Regions from separate parts of the Mus musculus genome. Here region 1 is linked to region 2. A link is a loop called in an ENCODE intact Hi-C map of the cell type or tissue named here. Cell type or tissue: left cerebral cortex. All regions are shown on one strand.

What was found. Peaks named below come from ENCODE experiments on the same cell type or tissue, not always from the same donor. Only the 100,000 strongest peaks of a DNase experiment are listed, where the experiment ranks them.
Region 1: it touches region 2 in a loop (2.4-fold over the local background); 3 of 42 quality-filtered maps call a loop at or near these places.

What each region holds. Positions count from the first base shown.
Region 1 is chr16:43,694,468-43,702,467 of GRCm38, forward strand. No RefSeq gene overlaps it. Among named protein-coding and RNA genes, the nearest start is that of Tigit, 34 kb to the left of the region's middle. In left cerebral cortex, no CTCF peak of the experiment used is centred here; DNase peaks (open chromatin) are centred at 4,443, 6,269 and 7,807.
Region 2 is chr16:43,621,536-43,629,535 of GRCm38, forward strand. It overlaps a transcript of Zbtb20 not described here and a transcript of Tigit not described here. Among named protein-coding and RNA genes, the nearest start is that of Mir568, 15 kb to the right of the region's middle. In left cerebral cortex, a CTCF peak has its summit at 4,698 (motif pointing right); DNase peaks (open chromatin) are centred at 2,208, 3,971 and 4,618.

The sequences.
Region 1 (8,000 bases), 73 kb after region 2:
CTAAACACTTAGGGAAATAATTTTTATATAAATACAATATGTGAAAATGTAAAATATATACATCATTTGACAAGTTAATTAAATTTTTAGAAATCTATCCTAGAGAAATATTCTCAGAGGCATGCAGAGCTGTGTGTAAAAGAAAATGGTCATGTTTGTGCTTACATATGTGCTGAAAATTGCTTAAGTGTTCATCAGTAAAAGTATGTTTCATGAATATGAAATACTATTCTATGAAATACTGTACAATACACTGATTCTATATACACAGCTATTAAAATATCTCCCAGACATAGTGTTAGGTAAAATAAGAATAAGGGATTTGTTTGTTTGAGAGGATTTCCCACATTTGAAAGCAAGTCCACAGGCTATCCATGGAGGGTGGAAAGGACCAGAGTCTAGGGAACGTCTATACATACTCTATACAGTTCACATTGCTTGTTGTTGAAATATGTACCATATATGTATTACTTCTGTAATAAAAGTTTTAAATATTTTCATAAAGCTATGGCTTAGAATAAAAATGGTTTCTCTATCTATCATAAAGCATGAATTTTGAAGGGTTTTCTTCAACTTTTGTCTTTCTATGCCCTAAAGAATTAACTAAAACCAAAGCTCCAGAGCTCCTTGGTCACAGTTAATAAATGGGATAGCTTTAAAATGATGAGCCGACACATATAAAGAGCAACTCACGCTTAAAAACAATGAGAGCTCAACGTAGACGATTCGTTTCCTTTTGAATTCTTACTTATAGATGACCTTTGCTGGTGGTTAGGAACAGTTTACATGTCAAATCTCTATCTTTCTGATCACTAGGGAAATACTGTGAGTTCCTCTGGTTAATGTTGATGAATCTGTACTCAGGCACACACAGTTGCTGGCTACCAAGCATTTGTAGATGTCTTCCTCTGCATGAATGTGACCTCGTAATAACAGCTCTGCTTCCTGACTTTATGGCATATGCTAGCATTCCAAAAACATATATTTTTCCCCCCAACATAATATTCATCTTAAGCCATCAGACTTAAGTTTTATATAAACAGATTATATCTTTTACATTTGCCTGTGTTCTCTCTCACAAATGAGGAGTACTTATCAATGCCATTTCATGGGAAATCACATACTGTCAGAAATATTTTCCCTAATTATAAATAAAGGAAGGAGGCTTTTCATAAAGAAATATATAGAACACCTGTAAATATATTTGGATAAGAGTCACATATAAAACACCAGTAAATATATTTGGATAAGAGTCATATATAAAACACCAGTAAATATATTTGAATAAGAGTCATAGTATACCCAAGTGAGTTACACTGAAGAAGATGTATTTTCTTGTACATGTTGTTTTCTCATTTAGCAAAAGAAGTTGGCAGGCGTGTGATGAGACATGTGCACTCTGGCTGTTGGGGATCAGCTCTGGAAAGTGAACTGTGAGAAGAAATGAGATATCAGCTGGGTCGGTAACGAGAACACAGCTCCGTTGGAGGACCTTGTTCTCGGAAGAGTCATTGATCACTGTACCCGGGCTGTGTAAGTGTTGACTAAGCAGGTTTCACTACCCTGGGAAAGAAGACTACAAAAACGTTGGCATTTCCTGTGGTTAACATCTGCCTGTGATGTTAAAAAGGTAGGTAGCCATCCTAGGAAATAGGGACAATGATTTTACAATAATTCTGAAAGTGGCAGTGGGTGATGGGCGTGGCTGGTTGTCTTAGGAATTCATGACAGTCATTCAAAAAAGTTATCACTCAGGAGATCCAGGTTAGAGGGAAGGGTTAGGGTTAGGGACATCGTCTAGGCTTGTCACAGTGACACTGGAGTAGAAGAACATCCATGGACTATTTCAAGGTAGAACTCACCACCCATACATATGACAGACAGTGCAAAGTTACTGCTTCCTATGACCTGAACTGACCAAACCTCTTCTCCCGCTACCATTTTAAGGAAACACTGAGAAGTGACTGATGCTCTCATGAAACATGTGGGATCTATCAGAGGAAGACTTCATGATAATGAGACACGTGGGGCAGGTCCAGTGGTGGAAGAGCACTGAGCACTCCCAAGTGCTGGGCTGGCTCCTCCATCCCGTAGCTATGCTCAAGTTTCTAATATCTGATGTATGAGTGGTTTTGCCTGTCTGCATGTCTGTGCACCGTGGCTGTGCCTGGTGCCTGCAAAGACCAAAAGAGTATGTCAGATCCCTTGGAACTGGAGGTACAGACAGTTGTTAGCTACCACGTGGGTGCTGGGATTCGACTGTGGGTCGCCTGGAAGAGCAGTCAGTACTCTCTCCAGCTCCCACTGAGCTCTTTACAGTTCTGATTGTGGTTCTTGATTCTCCCTCACTTACTCTGTGACTTTCATTGTGTGCTGCTCATTGGAATGAGGTTCCAGAAATTCCTTGAGACCTGGGATCAATGCCCCTGCCTTCGGGGAAAATTGGTGCCTGCTTTAACCAGGCACCTAGAGGCACTACCCAACCCAGAATAACTTCAGTACCCATCTTGGGATTTCTCAGCTTATATTAGTTGTGGGAACGCTAGCCTTAATTCCAATGAGAGCAACTCCCTGTTATAAAGTTCTCAGGAGAAATTTAGCTTTCGCCGAATCTCCAGGGTAAAAGGGACACTGGGATCCCTTCTGGGGGAACCTTTCTCTGTCTCCTTTTTCTACCAAACAGATGTACCTACTTTAGGCAGCTCAGCCATTCCTCACCTTGCTCAGAACTCATGGCTACCTCCTTCCTCCTCCCTTCTCCCGAATAAACCTTTCTCTTCATTTTTGGCCTTAAGAATTTCTTGATAATAAAACTGTGCAGTTTTTTCTTGGTGGTGGTTTATTCTGTGTCTTTTGTGTGTGTGTGTGTGTGTGTGTGTGTGTGTGTGTGTGTGTGTGTGTTTGTTTAAGACAGGATTTCGCTGTGTAGCCATGGCTGTCCTGAAACTTGGTAGACTAGGCTGGCCTCCAACTCTAAGGGCTGCTTCCCTACTGCTGGGATTAAAGATGTGCACAACTAGGATTGTTATGCCTGGCACAATAATCGTTTCATAATGGAAAGCTGGGGAGATATTTTAAATTTACTTTAGTCCACATTTTGTTGAGACTGGTGACAATTTTGAGTCCCATTAGCCTGTAGATTGCCATTTGAAAACCTCTAATCCGGATTGCTAAGACTCTATAAAGCCATAAAGGACGGGGCATAACTTGAACCTTATCTCCCTGGGAAAGCATTTGTTGTCTTAGCCTCCACTTATCTATAGAAACAACACATGGCCTATATGGACATTCTGGGAGCTTATAGGCATATTCAACTGTAGTTATTAGCTTCTTGCTTTCATCCTCTCTGAGAAATACTCCCAAATGAGAAATATCCATGTTAGGGCTAGAGAGATGACACCTCAGTGACTGAGGGCCTGAGGTCACTTCCCAGAGCCCACAGCAAGTCATCCACATTGCCAGTGACTCAGCTTCAGGTCTACCTGACTCACTCTTCTGGCTTCTTTCGGTACCCACAGCATGTGTGGCATTTACCACACAGTCACACATAACCAGAAATAAAATAAATATTAAAATCCAAGCCCATCTTTCTTCGAGTTGCTGTTGTCGTGTATGTTGTTACAGTGACGAGACACGTAATTGATACGGCTTTCCAACTAGAATCTGTGACAAGTGACAGCATTGAGCGTTTTCACTAAACCAAGCTCTGTGTCAATGGTTTTGTATTTACTACCTCACTGAACTCTAAAGGAAGCCTAACAAGCCAGATGCCATTGTATCCCAGTTTTCTAGGTGGCAATTCTGTGGATTGAGAGGTGAGACAACTTGACTGAGTTGTTTCAAACCCTGTGCTCAAACTCTTTCAATGTTTGCCACGGGTAGTATGTCAACACAGCCACACTGTGCTACAAATTTTGCTTAAAAAAAAAAAAAAAAAGTCCAGGGGACTGGAGAGATGGCCTAGCGGTTAAGAGCATTCACTGCTCTTCCAGAGGTCCTGGGTTCAATTCCCAGCAACCACATGGGGGCTCACTACCATCAGTAAGGGAACTGATGCCCTCTTCTGGTGTGTCTGAAGACAGTTACAGTGTACTCACATACATAAACTAAATAAATCTTTTAAAAAATCCAATCACTTCCCCCACTGGAATGTAAGTTGGAAAGATAAATATGAGAGAGAGAGAGAGAGAGAGAGAGAGAGAGAGAGATCTAAAAGTATAGAACTGGAAGTGACAAGAACGTAGGGAGAAACAAGACAGCTTCCTTCCCACACATCTGCTCCTTCAGAGTCTTAGCTCTGCCCAACTCTTTATTTACCACCACCACCACCTTGTGTCTGATTTTTAAAATCATTTTTCTCACCTCCACTGCTACTGCACAGTCCCTAACCTACCTCCCTAAATCCACTATTTTGTATTCCCACCCCCACACCTCAACCTACGGATCCTTCGAGGAAGATGCAAACAGAGCATTGGCTATTTTAAAACGCCACAATTTTAAAAAGCACTCATCTCTTTATATCTACTGCTTGCCACAAATCCTTTCCAGCCCCGCCCTCTTCCACTTGACGGAAAGGCAGAAGTCTATGGTGGAGCCCACAGGAACCTTCTGGTCCCGCCCCCACACCTTGTCCCGCCCCCAAGGCTGTCTCTCCTGCTAGCCTGTGGTTTGTGGGTTTGAGCTGTCGGGTTGGTATGTACCCTGTGTTCTCTGCCTGGCCTGTCTTTACTGACCTCTGCCTAGGGGACTTCATCATCTCTTCCAGTTTTGTTGTTTTGTTTTGTTTTGTTTTGTTTGTTGTTGTTTCTTGAGATGGGCCGACCTCAAACCTGTGCTCCTCCTGCCTTGTTAGGGCTGGGATTACAGTCCCATGCCACCATGGCTGGTGGAGTCTCACTATCTTTGTAGGCTGCCACCATCACGTAAGCTCTGGAGAGCGTGTGCCTGATACAGGAAAGGGTTCAGTAGATTTGGTTAAGGGAATAAAGTCACAAAAGCACAGTGATCCTTATACCAGGTCTGTTGACCTCTGGTTTTACCTCATTCTACTGAATAACAAAGATGGGATTTCCCCCTCTGCCTCTGACGTGAATGAGTTACAAGCTGGGGCATATCAGATTCTCTAATACCCCACGCTATGCTGGACATACAGGAGGTGCTCGAGAATTCTAGAATTCTGAATAAGTATTTGACCATGAGACATAAACATGTCTCCTGCTAAATTCCAGAGCTCCTCTGACTAAATCTCCAGCCAATAAACAGAGCTCTGCTACAGGAGGAGCAAGGACTGCCCAAGGTCTACTGCAGCAACAAGGAATTCATCACATAAAAACTGCATCATTTGGCTGGGCGTGGTGGCGCACACCTTTAATCCCAGCACTCGGGAAGTAGAGGCAGGTGGATCTCTGAATTCAAGGCCAGCCTGGTCTAAAGAGTGAGTTCCAGGACAGCTGGGGCTACACTGTCTCGAAAACCAAACAAAGCAAAAAAAAAAAAAAAAAAAAATCTACACAGCCTCATACTTTCTATAGATACTGTTAAAATTCTCTAAAGGGGAATAAATCGTTGCATATGCTCTCAAAGCCCTTTCTCTAGTGACAATTATTTTTTTCTGGGGCTTAAAATTGAACATATCTCAATGGTGTTGACTAAGGTCTAATTATAATGAGAGTTCTGAAATCCTAAATGAAATTATTTGACCATATCAAATTCATGCTTGACTGTGTCTTCTCTTGAAGATTGGCGTTCCCAGATCTCCAGTTACATCCAACTTGCTGCTCATAGCAAACGAGTAAGTGTGTAGCACACGCTGTCAGAACAGCAAACTCGGACACCTGTGTGCCAGTTTGCTTCTGGCCTTCCATTTCAGCTGCTAGCTCTAAACGAATTATCCCAACCGCGACCCCCACCCCTTCACACACACACACACACACACACACACACACACACACACACACACCATTGCCCGATAGTACACTCTGTCATTACAACACCTCAGACATGTTTCTACACAGTGAAAAGGCAATGGCTGCTCAGAACGCCACAGTTGGAAGAGCGTTTTCATGTATTTAAGTCACCCGAGTCTCACGGCAGCCCTGTGTCTTCAACAGGGCTGCGGCCTTAGTGAGGAGCAGAGGAAACACACAACTCAGAAACCTAAGCTGTTTGCTTTGCCAGGTAGCAAGTAGCTAAGAACATCGGGAGTCCTGCTCAGGCCCTCTGGCTAGAAGCCCACACATTTCCCACAGCTCCTCTGCAAAATGAGCTGAAGTACAGCGGCTCCTCCTGGTGTCCCCACCGCTTTTATGTTAGCTGTAACTTATTTGGTGACTCATCCTTTGACATCCGCCAGAATCCAAGTCCCCAATGCGCCAGTTTAGAGGTTCCTGGGCCTCTTATTTGGAGATGGAGTCACTGATTTGAAACGCCATTGGTTTTGTTTTATCGTATTTTGTCATTATTCACTAGATGCCTCTTTTCTAACAGAAAGGGTGTGGATTCCAATGGGAGGGGAAGTGGGGAGGAGTTAGGAGCTGGGAGGAGCTAAGGGAGGGGAAACTGTAATCGGAATTTACCGTATGGAAGAAAATTATTTTCAGTAAAAGAAAAACAGAGACAAAATGCCAGGAGCTCTGTTGAGCTGAGCTGAGGCCCTGCAATGGATAGTTAGCGACACTCACTAGGTAGCTGATGGGCCCCCACAGGCCAAGCTCAAAGCTCTTGGATTCAGATTTATACTTCAGTGAAGTTGAAACCATTCACCGCATTCAGACAAGCCGTAGATCTACTACACAGTTAAGAAGACTGCACCTCCGGCTACACAGATCAAAGTCATTTGGGCCATAGTTAATAAAACACACAGATTCCTGGTCTCTGAGGTACAGCTCCCGAATCCAAGGTCTCAACAATGTGAGGGGGCTAGGACCCAGTCCGCTTGAACCCCACAGTCTTCCCAGCCATGGCCTTCCCAGCAAGTGCCTGACAGGCTACAGCTGCTGCTATTAAATTCTTATGCTCACCAAAGTTGGAGGACTCTCTGATCAATACACACACACACACACACACACACACACACACACACGATCTCAATGAAGGGACTAAGTAAGTATAGATAAGATAAAGTGGTTTTAAAGGCGGTGTAATAAGTATGAACAAAGCGTTAGAAAGGACCATTATGAAAATAATTTTTATGAAGGGCTCAAGGAAGACATTTTAGAGCATTTTGTAATGGAACTGGCCTGCTCAAATCGCCTTGGGATAAACCATTCAGAAAAGTAACACAAAAGCAATGCACAGAGGACAGCATACGCTGGCCTGGAGAGAGGCCCACATATATCTCAGCTGTCAGGTACTAGCATCAGATGTAAGCACGCCTTCCCTGAGAGCTTGGAGGACCAGGGCAGAGGGCAGGGGGAGGGAAGGGAAATTGGTAGGAGGCTCTGCAGGCTGTAATCACTGCTGCCAGACTGTGACATGAGTGGTGTCAGCACAAGCCTGTCAGCACCTGAATTCTCTGGGCTGCATGTGAGCTCCACAGGCAAACTGGCGTGGTAGGGCCTCACCAAGCAAGAGGGAGGAGGGCGGCTGCCAGATGTGGAACCTTGTTATGATTGGTTATTTTTCAGTGTGTTGTCCTTATCCGGCCACCAGGTAACCGCTGTCAGGTACTTGGGGCCTCTTCTGCTGCATTAAACAGTCAAGTCAAAGGGCCCAGACCTGCTGAGATCTGAATTGGCCACTGTGACTGTCAGCTATGTCGGGTTGCCCAGCCTGTGATTTATTTGAAAAAGAATAATAAACGGACCATGAGTCATTTTCAGCAACCACAGCTTCGGGAGCCAAACAGTAAATTCTGAGAAACCAATTTCCACTGTGGGCAGAACCCAGCTCCTGTGTCTGATCGTCTGGCAAGCTTCGGAATAGAGAGCGCTGATAAAATAGCAGCAGGTGCAAAACAGCCACAACTGGCCAGAGACTGGCAGGCCCTGGGGGCGGAGGAT
Region 2 (8,000 bases):
AGTTGTTCAACCCATCAAGGAGGAAAAAAAAAAAAAACTGATGCTGTGATATTCTTTTCTTAATCTGGAGGGAAAAAAGACATGAAATCACTCACCATATAAAGCAAGGGAAAGAAAGCAGAGGCCCAGCGTCAGGCATCCTCACTGTTGACGGGAGCACATTGAAAGATGTGTTTCCAGTCAGAGCTCAGTAAAGTAGCCAGCACTCAGACTGATCCTGGGAACACTTAACCTTGCGTGCCATTCGGTCCCATTCCCATCTGCTCACTACACCTGAAAGAATCCCGTTTGTCTTCATGCTAATGTGCCATTGTCAAAAAGCTAAGCAACTGGGTTAAAGATCCAACATTTGTTGTAGAGCATGGGAAAGAAAAGAAAAGAAAAGAAAAGAAAAGAAAAGAAAAGAAAAGAAAAGAAAAGGACACCAGATGACTTGAAACTCTGAGACACATTCTTTTCCTATAAAGGGAATATCTTCTTTTAAAACGTGTGAGGAGATCCCTGAGGAATTCTTGGTCAGGTCCTACCTACTGTACAGGCTCAGTCCTACTGTACAGGCTCAGTCCTGCTGTTTTACCCCAAACATCTCCCAACCTAAAATACTGCTTTCTAGAACTGAAGGACACTCCGTTGGCATCAGAACTCTAAAGGAAAGTCGCTTCTATAGTGCTGGTGCTGTATACCTGGCCTCTCGAGGGCTGTTTTCCAACTGCACTGCATTGTAGAAGATAAGCCAGTCTGCACCTACTTCAAAAGGTTACAGATGCTTCCAGGATTGCCCATGCACACTCGATATTTAACAATCACAAATAAGAGAAGATGAGAAAGAGTGCCGCTTTTTTTTTTGTTTGTTTGTTTTGTTTTCTGTCCTGCCGTTTTTATGATGGGATGCTATCAGTTCTTTTAAAACTAGAAAACAAACAAACAAAAAAGGTCATTTTAGTATTCAGGAACACTTGCGCAAGTGTGCATGCACACATGTGCACACGCTCACACACGATGGAAGCAGATGTTCCAGGCAGAAGACCTCTTGAGAAGTTTAGGGAACAAGAGCTGGCATTCAAAAGAATACTAGTATATATTTTTTTAATCAATCTACAATTTAAACAAGAAATTTGTTAAATACAAAAACAAAATAGTACCAGCATTTGTACAAAAAAAGAGCCCCTAATTGTGTAAAACATATCCCCCAAAAGACAATAATTAGAACTGGAGGATATGATTCAGCTCTACAGTAAAAAACAAAAACAACCAAGCCCCACCCCCACACTCACACCTAGTAATCCTAAAGGAAAATCTTTATAGAAGTTTTTCACGGTGTGAACTTACCCTCCTGCAGCCTCTCCCATCGCAGGTCTTTCGCCCTCAGGAGGGAGGGTGGCAGGTAATCCTGGCTCATGCCCCAGAAGCTCCCATCCCCTCTCCCCTATCTAGGAGGCCACAGTCACTGTTGGCTTTAGAAAGACTTGGGCTTGCCTTCTTTCTCTGTAAGTAAGAGACACTTTATTATATATCATAATATCATGTAAGGACCAAGAAAACTCTTTTCAATCCATGAGCAGGGAGAGGCTGTGTGTCTGAGACGGGAGAGCAAGAGTTTTCTCTGGGCGTGCCTGTTTCATATCACTCTCCCTGTCAGGATCTATGTGTGCTTCCATCTCACACACCATCTACTACCATCATACGGCCTGCTTATGCCCCAAAGCACTGTTTTCTTTCAGCAGTAGAAGTTAAACCAGAAATGTGTGCCTCATCAAAGCCCTCAGGTCCCCGGGAAAATACAGGAAAGTTCCCTGTTGCAGTCCTCCAAGATACGCCCAACACTGTTGTCCTGAGGAATGATGGCAGGGAAGTCGCCCTGGCAAGGATGCATAGCAGACAATGCCCTTGCTGAGCCTTCCCCTGAAGTTGCAGTGGGAGTTGGTTTGATTAGTTAGGGCTAGCCATGTGAGGTGTGTGGTGCTAACATCACGTCAGGCCGATGCTGCCCTGACCAGTGTGCAGCTGCAGCTAAGGGAACAAAAAGGTGTAGCCCAGGAGCAGACAGGAGATGCCCTGGGAGGAAAGAGAACACAGGGTAGGTGCCCTTTCTGCTGTGACTTGACTCTTAAAAGAAAACCCTCTAAAAAGAATTCTTTAATTTAGTAATGAGTTGAAGTCCAGGGTAATGGAAGCTCTAGGGAAGAGAACAAAAGAATTGCAAAATGTATTCAGTACCCAACAATACCAAACCAGAAAACATCCAATCACAAAGCTAGGAAGTTTGGCAAGAGGTACTTAGGGAAACCTCCAGTCTTTTCCATGGGTAGGGTCCGCAGACTTTCTTTTGAGTGATTTCTGGCTCAGAGAAACCTCTTTACTCACTAGAAAAGAACTTTGTTTAAATGGCCAATTTTGTCCCCCAGGAGGGGAGAAAGAATTAAAAAAAAAAAAAAAAGACAGAAAAGAAAAATAGGACACTAAAGACGGAACCATGTGAGTTGGTGACAAACAAAAGAAAGGGGACACTAGAATTTCAATAGACTCCCTATTGGATAGATTTTTTTTTAAAAAAGCAAAGCTACCCAAGGGCCCCCCAGCTCCAGACTCCCAGTCTTGAGCTGACCCAGCTGCTGGCTTTCTAGGGCTGGACATAACTTCCCAACTGGGACCCTGGCAACTTTCATTCTGTGTTTTCATAAGGAAAAGGGACTGTTCTCTTAAGTGCCCTGGAAATAGGTAGTGGCATGGGGCAAACTTTCAAAACCCACCTCTGCTCTAGTGCTCAGGATGCCCCAGGAGCTCGTGAAAATACTTAAATATTCCCAAGGGCTTTGTGTGCGGAGTTATCATTTCCAGTGCACCTTAAACATCCACCTGAGCTGACTGCGTTTCTGTAAAACTGCACAATTACTAACCCGAAGCATCATCGTTTCTAGCCCTGAGTAGCAAGATGATCAACCCAAGCAAACTAGCCCACGGGGTACTTTAAGTTTCTCAAGATGCTTCTCTGCTTGAACACTGAATCCACAGCAGGAAGAGATGTGCATTATCCAGTGCTCAGAGTGCCCTTGGGGCTGTAGAGCTAGGCTCCATTCTCTCTAAGGTGAACAAGCAAAATGGAGGCTTGCAGGGCATACGATTTTTTTCAAAACTGTATGTCTCCTCCTCATGAAAGGAAGACTAGAAAAGGCCCAGGACTGGAGCAAGAGTCTTAATTTATGACTTACTGATAGCTGCCCTTTCCCCAGAGTTTCTTTAGGGCCCAACTATGCTCCACTGACTACTGGCATAACCCCAGCTAAGAAACTTTCACAAAAAAATCCATTGGGTTGTAGGATTATTGCCTTAAGTTAGAAACCCTGGAGGAAAGCAGACAACACACACACACAGAAAATGAAAGACTGTGAAGATAGATAGGGACATTTCTTGGTTTGTAATGGATTCATAATCACAAAAATAAGCTCTATTCATGACTGAGGACTATGGAATCAGTGACTTCCTGGGAGGCACCAAACTTGTAGGGGAACCAGCTGCTTTCAGGAAGCAGCTATTTCCTGTCTGCTCCTTTCTTTGGTAGGTCGAGGCTGACTGTAAAATAACCGTGTTGCTAAGTAGCAAGTCCTGTTAAACATAAGCACAGGTGCCTGGATGGCTCTTAAATGTCTCCTTAACAGGGAGCCCAAATCTCAAAATACAGCTTTCTCTCTCTACAGAGATCGTATCAATACAGACTGCTCTCTGTCCCACCTCGGTTTTGAGGTGCATTGGGTTTGTCTTGTGAACTTTTGTTTAAATACAAAATCAAAACTTTTACATCTTTAATTGAGACACATAATCTGCAGATCATAGACAAACTCTAGCCCTAGTCATGAAATCCTAGCTTCAGCAGTGCCTGAAAACAGTCCAAGTCTCTCCTTGGATCTCTTTCAGACTGAGAAGTTTCTTGATTCAGAGTGCTTACATGATCCTGATAGTCCTAAGGCACAGAGAAAAAGAACCCCACAGAAGACATCTGCTTCTACTGCTGTTGCGACAGTTGTTATAGCCCAAAGCATAACTGTCATTTGCACACAGATGCTAATAACAAAAGTGGCTTAACCCATCCAGTTTGTCACAGCTGCTGTCCAGAATGTCTGTCTGTGAGTGTACCTTATCCGTGTGCACACATGGTGTGAGGTGCTTGTACCACAAAACTTCATTCATATTCTCCAGTGACAGCAGCAGACACTTGAGAATTTCCAGCTCGAGTCAAAGGCCTGACACCATGCATAGCCCTGCTCTCTGCTTCGTCGCTGTCTGTGAGGAGGCTTTACAGCATTCAGAAGTAGCCCAACCATCAGTAGTTTGTGTATAGCCCCGTGAGGAAAAACTTGAACAAATGCTACACTTCTGTGGATTTACTGGTGAATGTGTGTGTGTGTGTGTGTGTGTGTGTGTGTGCGCGCACACATGACCTGCATCTTTGTATGTTTATGTATATTTATGTTGTCTGAGTGTGTGTGTATCTCTCAAATGAAGCACACACGGTTCCTGGTGCGTAGATACAGTTGCCTCTTCTACCAGTGTGCTCAGACTCATGGCTTTCTTCCCAGGAAGCAGTCACCTGCCCACTCTGTTGCTTTTTGTAGCATTTCAGAGTTGGGAGAAACAAAGGCAGCTTGTTGGCTCCACAGCAAACCCACAGGGACAGGCTGTTTTTCTCCAGAAGAGGGTGGAGTACACACACTCAACCAGAAGCAGACCAGAGGGAGCCATCCAGGCAACCTCACAGGACTCCCAGAGAGGACCTAGCCAGGCAGGTGACACACAAACATCCCAGGATTAAGTCGGAGCTCAAAGACTATTCCTGTCCTCTCTGGAACCTTCGAGGCTTTAGAGAAGGGACAAGGTCTACAGATCATAGATAAGTCTAGCCCCAGGCATGGAGACCCAGCTCCCAGCCAGTGCGCACACTCACACACAGGAACCACGTGGGAGTCCTACTCCCAAACTGAAGTTCCCTGATGCTGCCTGCACCTCTGGAACATCACTACCATTCACAAGCTGTGTCTCCTGAAACCAGTGTGGCCTTCACCCAAGTCTTTCTAGGAATGGGTGGCTTACCATGTCTAGCAAACCAATAGAATATCAGGGAGTATCTTGCGGGCAGTCTATAAGAATCAGTGGCTCTTGCCCATGTCAGACATTAAAGTAGAATGCTACTCTAGCGTAATATACTGAATGACTGGACTTAGCTTTCATAGGTAACTCTTGATGGCTTGGTGACCTGGAAACAGTTGGATTTCGTTTTCTCATTCGCATGCCTCTCTTTTACTAAACAGTCTCTTCCTTCCCTCCTTCCCACGTCCCTTCCTTCCCTTGTCCCTTTCTTCCTTCCTTCCAATATATAGATTATTTCTGCCTTACAGAATTCAGAGGACTTTTCATTCCTCTTGTGTTTTTGCGACATTTTTCCTTCCCCCATGCAGTAAGGCTACTTACCATTGCAACTATTTTTTTTGTTTATTATTTTTAAAATGTATATTGTCTTTCTGTATCCAAAAGAAGTCTGTGACCATAGCCACAGGAATTTCTTTTTACTGGAAAAAAGTTCATTTCTTGTTTTTTTTGTTTTTCTTGTTTTAATTAACAGTACTAGTGACTTTGTGGAAGACTATGGTTACTATTTAGGTATGCTTACTTACGTACAATACACTACATTGCAGTGTTTCTGAAACCTAGAACATACGGATTATATATAACAGCTCTATATTGACGTATATTACATTATATTCATTTTAACTTTGAATCTGCCATATGATCATCAGTTGATTGAAATATTATTTCTTCACATATATCACCCATCACCACCTGCTGCAGTTAATCTGGTGCATTTAATGCTCCTATTTGCCTTTTATATTATCAGCTTCAGTATTGTCTTTATAACATTTTAGAACTTTTTTTTTAAAGCTCAGACATAGCACACGTAGTAAAGTGGAAACTGCTTAAACTTTTTTAAAAGTTATTTTTCTGTGGCTAATACCAAGAAGTTCATATTGCACGTGATCGTGTTTAGCTGGCCCTATTAACATCTGAAGAACAATGGAAGTGCATATGAACATATCTGTGATCTTCCTGTATAGGACTGCCATCATCTGTATTTGCTTCAGAAGAGTATAACCAAGGAGCTGCATGTCCACCACATGATCTGACCAACTGTAATAAGCTGCATTTCCAAAGGGCTGCTTTGGTGAGACACAAAGACAGGAACATGCCTTCCATCCTGTCCCAACTGTATCTTCAAACATTGGCTCTCAGTATTGATCATACAGGGTCTGCTCTCTCTCTTCACCGTGCTTGTTTTCATTAGTCTTCAGCATTTCCCTGGAGGCATCTTGGCAATAATACACTGTTGATTTTCCCTAAGAGATTTATTTTAAAGTAAAACCACATTTCTAGGAACTTTTTATTGACAGAACTCGAAAACATATATGACATTCTCAGCCTTCGGAATCTGTAAGTAGGTGACACTTGGTTACCTGGCCCTCGGCATCTCTACTTGCTTTCTTCTTTAGTTAGGCCACCATGGAGCACTCAGAGCTCAGACAGCCCATCTTCTAACAAAAACACTTGCAGGCGGTTTTCAAAGGAGCTTTCTTCAGCTGTCCCAGCTCTCCCACTGCAAGCCTGGAAGTCAGAATCAAGCTAGCCGAACCTGGTCTCATTGTCCACATTTTATGTTCAGGACCAAGTGACGACAGCTTTGATAAAACTCAGTAGGAACCCTCCCCACAATGGACCAATATTTAGGCTTTTCGGTGTGAACATACCACTCTCTCCTTCAATCTTCCCTTGTCAATCATTATCTTCAAGTCTCATCACGTTCTGCTGTGCCTATCCAGTGTGTCTCTTGCCCCCAACGCATCCAAACTCTTCTCAGCATCCTCCACTTGTAAAGCTTGACATTCATTAAGGAACTTTCCATTCCTAGTCTCCTTTGATGATGCTAAACCAGAGTCTACTAGGAAACTACTTATGTAGCATCTATTCTCAATGAAAGACGTGGCAGAGGGAAAGCGTGAGTGTGAGCTTCGTGGTAGTGAGGCTGGCCCTTTGGTGATCGCAGGCACGAGGTAGATGGTCCCAACTCCATTGTTCTTGCTTTCTCTTTCTTACCAAAAATTTTCTCATTTCTTATTTCCTTTTAAAGACAACTACGTGCTACCCAATCATCTCTTCACTTCCCCACCCCTGAAAATCTTACATTATGACCCCTAACTGTTCGTGAATTTCTCCTACCACTCTTCTTAGCATCTTTCTTTAAACGAGTTCATAAACTTGAGACTTGTAGGCAGAATGAAGCATGTCTTCCTTTCCGCTGCAGATTTTAAAGGTTGTCAGCATCTGAGAGTAGGAGGACCTGAGTCAGAGTTTTAAATGTCAACTGTACTAGTTGAGATCATTAATTCCTCTCACCTTTACATTAAACCAAAGATAAGTATTTTTCTTTTCTTTCCTTTTTTAATACCACAGTTTTCAAATTCTTGGTATGAGTAGACGATTTCTGAGGGAGGGAAAAAAAAACTCCCTTGTTGATTATTTCTGCTTGTGCTAATATTTAGCTAATGGCATGTTTGCCAGATACTAGATTTACAGGAATCTGAATCAAGAGATACCATTTCAAAATAACCTTGGTAGCTATTCAAGCCAAAAGCTACTTCCACTCAAACACACTGTAAGAAAAGTTTGGGAGAATTTTTTCATGTATTACACTTTGAAAAGCCAAATATTTGTTGGTCTGAAGCATTGAGGGATAATTTATTAAAGAATAAAAGGATTTATGAAGTTTATCAGATGCTTGTTTTACAACAAAAATTGATATAAACCTAATAAGTGTTAAAAAACAAAACCAAGACTAAATGGGTACTATATTAAATTTTAAGTACAGTACTCAGTTTATAAATACATACTATATTATTTGGCCATAATTCTAGAGTTTATTCCAATTTTTGCTGTCTGGTCTCCAGAACACTGGTGAA